Linked DNA regions of Homo sapiens: region 1 is linked to region 2. The links are chromatin loops, found by intact Hi-C in ENCODE. Cell type or tissue: A673. All regions are shown on one strand. Each heading gives the region's core, and the rest is flanking DNA. Links, peaks and the distances in the headings are about the cores only. Region 1 has its middle 27 kb from the start of SNORA31B. Region 2 overlaps NUFIP1 (nuclear FMR1 interacting protein 1).

Evidence for each region. Hi-C counts contacts between places; a loop is a spot of excess contacts. Peaks named below come from ENCODE experiments on the same cell type or tissue, not always from the same donor. Only the 100,000 strongest peaks of a DNase experiment are listed, where the experiment ranks them.
Region 1: a loop joins it to region 2, with 4 times the contacts of the local background. A loop is called at or near these places in 37 of 110 quality-filtered maps.

Annotation. Positions count from the first base shown.
Region 1 is chr13:45,308,318-45,311,240 of GRCh38, forward strand. No RefSeq gene overlaps it. Among named protein-coding and RNA genes, the nearest start is that of SNORA31B, 27 kb to the right of the region's middle. RefSeq lists an enhancer at 928-1,620. In A673, for the core only: a CTCF peak has its summit at 1,303 (motif pointing left); a DNase peak (open chromatin) is centred at 1,264; H3K4me3 peaks cover 126 bases.
Region 2 is chr13:44,968,432-44,971,354 of GRCh38, forward strand. All of the region lies in intron 5 of NUFIP1 (nuclear FMR1 interacting protein 1), which reads right to left. Among named protein-coding and RNA genes, the nearest start is that of NUFIP1, 20 kb to the right of the region's middle. In A673, for the core only: a CTCF peak has its summit at 1,648 (motif pointing left); a DNase peak (open chromatin) is centred at 1,610.

The DNA.
Region 1 (2,923 bases), core at 117-2,616, 340 kb after region 2:
GAAATGATTCCATTAAATAAGGTAAATTGGGCCGGGTGAGGTGGCTCATGCCTGTAAAACCCTGCACTTTGGGAGGCTGAGGTGGGCAGATCACTTAAGGTCAGGAGTTCGAGACCAGCCTGGCCAACATGGTGAAACACCATCTCTATTAAAAATATAAAAATTAGCTGGGCATGGTGGCAGACACCTGTAATCCCAACTACTCAGGAGGCTCAGGCAGGAGAATCACTTGAACCTGGGAGGCAGAGGTTGCAGTGAGCTGAGATCACGCCACTGCACTCCAGCCAGCTTCCAAGAGGGTCTCCTATGATCCCCAGCACCTGGAATTCATGCCCTTGGGTAGTCAGTCCCAGGGCTAACCATGTAACCATTAGGACATTGAGGAAATGATGTGCAGCTTCCAAAACTAGATCATAAACCATATTGTGGCTTCCACTGTATTTCCATTGGAGTTCTCACTCTGGAGGAAGCAGCTACCATATCGTGGGAGAGACTGAAACGGTCCAATGATGAGATCCAGGAGGTGAGGAAGCCTCCTCCCAGCAGCTATGTGAGTGAACATCCTGGAAGTGGATACCCCAACCCAGTCAGGTGTTCAAATGACTGCAGACACAGCCACCATTTCACAGCAGCCTCAACAAAGAGACCCCAGGCTCATACCATCTAGCCAAGAGGCTTTGAATTCTTGACCCACAGAAACTTTGAGATAATACATATTTATTATTCTTAACTATATTTGGGGGTTATTTGTAACACAGCAGTAGATAATTGATTCAGTGACTCACAGTAAACAAGGTGAAAGAGATTCAGATGTGGATTTGAAATAAAAGGGAGTCCCCGTATTGAGAATTTTTAACCTTTAGAACATATGACAAAGCTCTGTCGATTAGGTAGGGCTGATTTCACTCACTGTTCTCCTCTGTGAATGTACACATCCCCCTCATCCATACCGCTCTATGCACTAGACTGTAATTATACTATTCCAGGGATTGTCATTGTGCACTATCATTATAAAAATGCTGAGGGTGGGAGACAAGCTGAGAGCTGGGAGACGGGTCTTCCTACAAAGCAGCCCCAAACACAACTGAAAACAAGGTCAAGACTTCGAATCCAACAGTGAGCATTAGCCTAGCCATCTTCCAGTTCATACCAGTGGAACGGAAGTTATCAGTCCTGTGTTTCCAAAATGCTTTCCAGCAACAGGACCTCCAGGTGTTGAAACCATGCTGGGCTGAGTGCCAGCCTTTTGAACTGCAAATTACCCTGGGGTTCTGTGGGAAGCAAACTTGGGCGCCCTCTGGTGCCCTTCTGGTGAACTACACCACCCAAACATTAACAATTATTTTATCAACAGGTTAGTCATCTATGAGTTAAATTACTAAAGTCCCTTTTCTGTACATACACAGTAGATGCAGCAGCTGGGAGTATGATTTCCGAAAAGAAAAACCGTACCTACATACTTTTTTTTAGCCAGTTGCAGATATTTTTCTTATTTATTGGATTAATTTTTTTATAGAGATGGGGTCTCCCTTTGTTGCCCAGGCTGGTCTCGAACTTCTGGGCTCAAGCGATCCTCCCAGCTTGGCTTCCCAAAGTGCTGGGATTATAGGCGTGAGCCACTGCCCCTGGCCCGGATGTTTTTCATTCTTTTTTTTTTTTTTTTTTTTGAGACGGAGTCTCGCTCTGTTGCCCAGGCTGGAGTGCAGTGGCTGGATCTCAGCTCACTGCAAGCTCCGCCTCCCAGGTTCATGCCATTCTCCTGCCTCAGCCCCCCGAGTAGCTGGGACTACAGGCGCCCGCCACCGCACCCGGCTAATTTTTTTGTATTTTTAGTAGAGACGGGGTTTCACCGTGTTAGCCAGGATGGTCTCGATCTCCTGACCTTGTGATCCGCCCGCCTCGGCCTCCCAAAGTGCTGGGATTACAGGCGTGAGCCACTGCGCCCGGCCAATTTTTCATTCTTTACTGCATTTATTTTATCTATACCTTAGCAGGGTGCAACTAATGGGTTATGGTTATTGATTGATTGTACAAATTTTAATAGAACCCTTACAATTTCATCAGTCTAATTATGGGAAGCCTTAGAGAAGTGGCTGCAAAATTTGTTAAATTTCACTTGAGAGCTAGAATACCAATGCTTGACTCAACTCCTGTTTTCATGTTTGCTGGTTTCAGAAGCCCCTGAGGCAAGATTTCGGGTAGGAACTATCAGTTGTTTACCCTCCCCACCTAGCACCCACTATTTCATCATCTTCCCTGCCTTTGTCTGTCTTTTGGGTAGGAGAGGGCAGTCACAGGGCAAAGTATTCACAAGAAGATACAAAAGGGTGGCTGCAGATGCATACATGAAGAACTTTAAATGAAGACAATCTGTGATGATGCACCTGTGTTTTGCACATTACGTACTTAACTGCTGAAAGAATACGTTCATAGTAAACACATGCTAACCACTCTGGCCATGTCAGAATGCCTACACAATAATAACCGCATCAGACTTAATGTACCAACAGCCCCACTTCCATCCCCAACGGAATGCTTGGTATCTTTCTGCAAAGGAAAATTTGGAAGCAAGACTGCCTCTCTTTCCACTTAGCCAGCAGGAATTTCAATAATAAGATGCGGCAGCATCCATTGACTTTGTACCACCTGTCTTTTATTGTAAGTGTTCACCCTAACGGTTTTTATTAACGCTTTGGCTTCCGTCGCTAAGCAACGTGCCACGTTGGGGCTCTTCGCCAGACTACACCTGTACAAATGTCAGCCTCATTCTCCTGGCTCTGAAGGAAACGTGACCGTTCCCCAAACATGCTCTTTATGGTTGCTTCCTCCTGTTCTTTTTCTCCTTCCCTGAACCGCTCCCAATAGAGACAGGTTGGCGCTTCAGTGCATCTCAGATCCTCTGGCGCCCGGGCGCCCCCTCCCG
Region 2 (2,923 bases), core at 169-2,668:
GGGATTCAGAAGAGACTCAAAGATGATTAATAGGATGAAAAATAAAACCTCCAAAGAAAGATGAAAGGAACTATTTGCAACCTTTAAAAGAAGATGAGAAGCGACAATAAAAATAGTTTTACAGAGAGGATGGTCCAGTTGTTCTCAAACTGAAGAGAATATGCAGAAGTAGAAATGAGAAAAACAGTAATGATTTTTACAGGCCTCACAGTGGCGAGACATGTAACTCACAGCTACTCAACACCCTCCACAATTCTCAAATTTACTTATTACTTAAGTTTCTTCAACATTTTTGCAGAGTATTGCAGACTCTTACCATGTTGGGCTATATGTTACATGATAAAATTTGGCACTACAGTGTACTACGTACCAGAGAGCAGATGCTAGGTAACTGCTTTTCATTGGTAAAGAATTTAAACTTGTTATAGCAAGTGGATTTTAGGTAAGATATAAGAAAGAGTTCCCTAAGTGAAACATCAAAGATGTGATGTGTAGAAACTCCTTTGATGGAAGCCTTTTAAAACAGCTAATTTTCTCTTTCAGGCAGACTGCAGTATCATGTTCCTAAAGGTAAAGAAACTTAACTTCCTAAAATTAAATATCATGTTCCTAAAGGTAAGGAAACTTGTCTTCCTAAAATTAAGTATCATGTTCCTAAAAGTAAGATTAGAGTTTTAAAAAGTTGTAAGATTTTATTTTTCTTGGTGCTGAAATCAATAAAATCCTCTTCCAAAATTTATTACATTCTTATTTACACAGAATCCAGATATTTAAAACTAGAGAGAAAAATGGTTGCTAAAAAGCACATTATCGCAAAAAAGAAAAATCAGAAACACAAGACCTAATTACACACATAAACAACAGTAGGAAGCCCCACTCCACCAACATGAAGCTGAGATAAATGAATAACGAAAAAAAAGGAGTTCTGATGAAGGAGTTCAGGTTCCTAAAGTACAAGAAATAACAAATCCAAAGACTATTGAAAAAACATAAATTATGTCTTACATTGCAGTTACATACATGTAAAGCTTAGTCCAATATCTCCTGTTAGAGAATGGATAATATGAAGTTATAAAGACCGTGACAAGGGAAATTTTCACAGTTGGTTTTTCTATATTTTTATCTACTAAAATCATTTTCTCCCTGTACTTCTATCTTTCCTCAGTTCACTAAGAGGAAATGGTCCTGAAACTATGCTCTTTTCCTTCCTCTCTTCTTTCATTTTTTACCTCTTCTTCACCTTCCTCATTGCCTATACCTTATGCCTCCAGTGACAATCTTTAAGCACTACAGAGCCAACACATGGGCAAACCGTCCTAACCATTATCTTAGCACAGACCATTCTGGTCACATTATTCTCTCCAATTTTTTCCTTATGCTCAAATCACGACCCATTTATTGGCTTTTCCCCTCTGCCTGTTCTATAAAACATAGTTACTCTTCCCACTCTCATTAAACCACAACTGCTTCCACACAAGCTACACTATTGTACTTTTCTTTCTGAACATCAAAAAGATACAGCATTCTTTAGAGCAGATCTCCTGTGTTGGAATTCTGCATGAACCAGGGAAACAAAAGGATTTCCTCAGAGCCACAGTAAGCGTTGAAATAAATTGTAAAACTACTCCACCTAGTGGACTCCCAGTCTGCTGTGAAAAATGTTCCACTGTTTCTATAATAAAAGCAAGGTTTTGGAAACAAACCTCTACCACTCATTTTCCCTAAAGCCAAATCATACAGCATTGGTACTACATAGGACAGGAATTAAGAAAGAATAACTTTTTTTGGTGGCTTTTTTGGGGAGGTAGGGGAAAGGCTATTAATGGAAAGCCTTAAAAGTTATTAAATTAAATACACTCGGTACCCCTGAGTCTGACTAACCTGAAAAATACAGAGATGTAGAAGTAAGGACAAAGATGTACTTTTGTCAAAGATAAGGAAGCCATATGCCAAGCAAACCTTCAGTTTTCTTTAAGCTTTAAAATTCTTACTCTGTGAAATCTTTCACAAGCTTTTCCTAACAGAGCAACTACATAAAGACCTTATTTTTCCTGCATGTCAAAGAATATAGTGGCTTCATCGGAAAGAATGTAGCTCTCACACAAAGATCAAATTCATGAAATAAGGACTATTCTGCCACACCAATGTGGAACTTACTCTTTTTAGGAGTTCAAGTAATATTTTTTAAAAATTGAGAATGACAGGAATGTAGAAAGTAAGTATATTTTTGTAACAGGGTTTTTTTGTTTGTTGTTTTTTTATTGAGACAGTCTCACTCTGTTGCCCAGGCTGGAGTACAGTGGCACGACCTTGGCTCACTGCAGTCTCTGCCTTCTGGGTTCAAGCAATTCTCCTGCCTCAGCCTCCCAAGTATCTGGGATTACAGGTGCGTGCCACGATGCCCAGCTAATTTTTTTTATTTTTAGTAGAGATAGGGTTTCGCCATGTTGGCCAGGCTGGTCTCAAACTCCTGACCCCAAGTGATCTGCCTGCCTTGGCCTCCCAAAGGGCTGGGATTACAGGTGTGAGCCACCACGCCCGGCCCATAATAGGTTTTTAAAAAATTGCTAGTGGGGATAGTATTTATGCATTTTTGAGAAATCTATCAAACATACCAAAAGAAAAGCAGTATTTCCCATATCCTCTAATAAAATATACATACAGAAAAAATATATATGAACTCTTCAGAATATATTAAAGAGCAAGAACCTGAGAAACAAACTATGGAAGAACCTCAGATGAACTCACCCAGTGCCCAAAGAATTTTCAGAGCACTTACTAAACAAAGCAACATCACAGGTATAAATAAACTTCATCCAAAATTGCCATCTTCACCCCATTTCCTCATTCTCTTTAAACACCTCTAAATTTCACAAACCTATAACCTCACTTATTCCCTCAACAGATTTTGCCCATTCCTCTT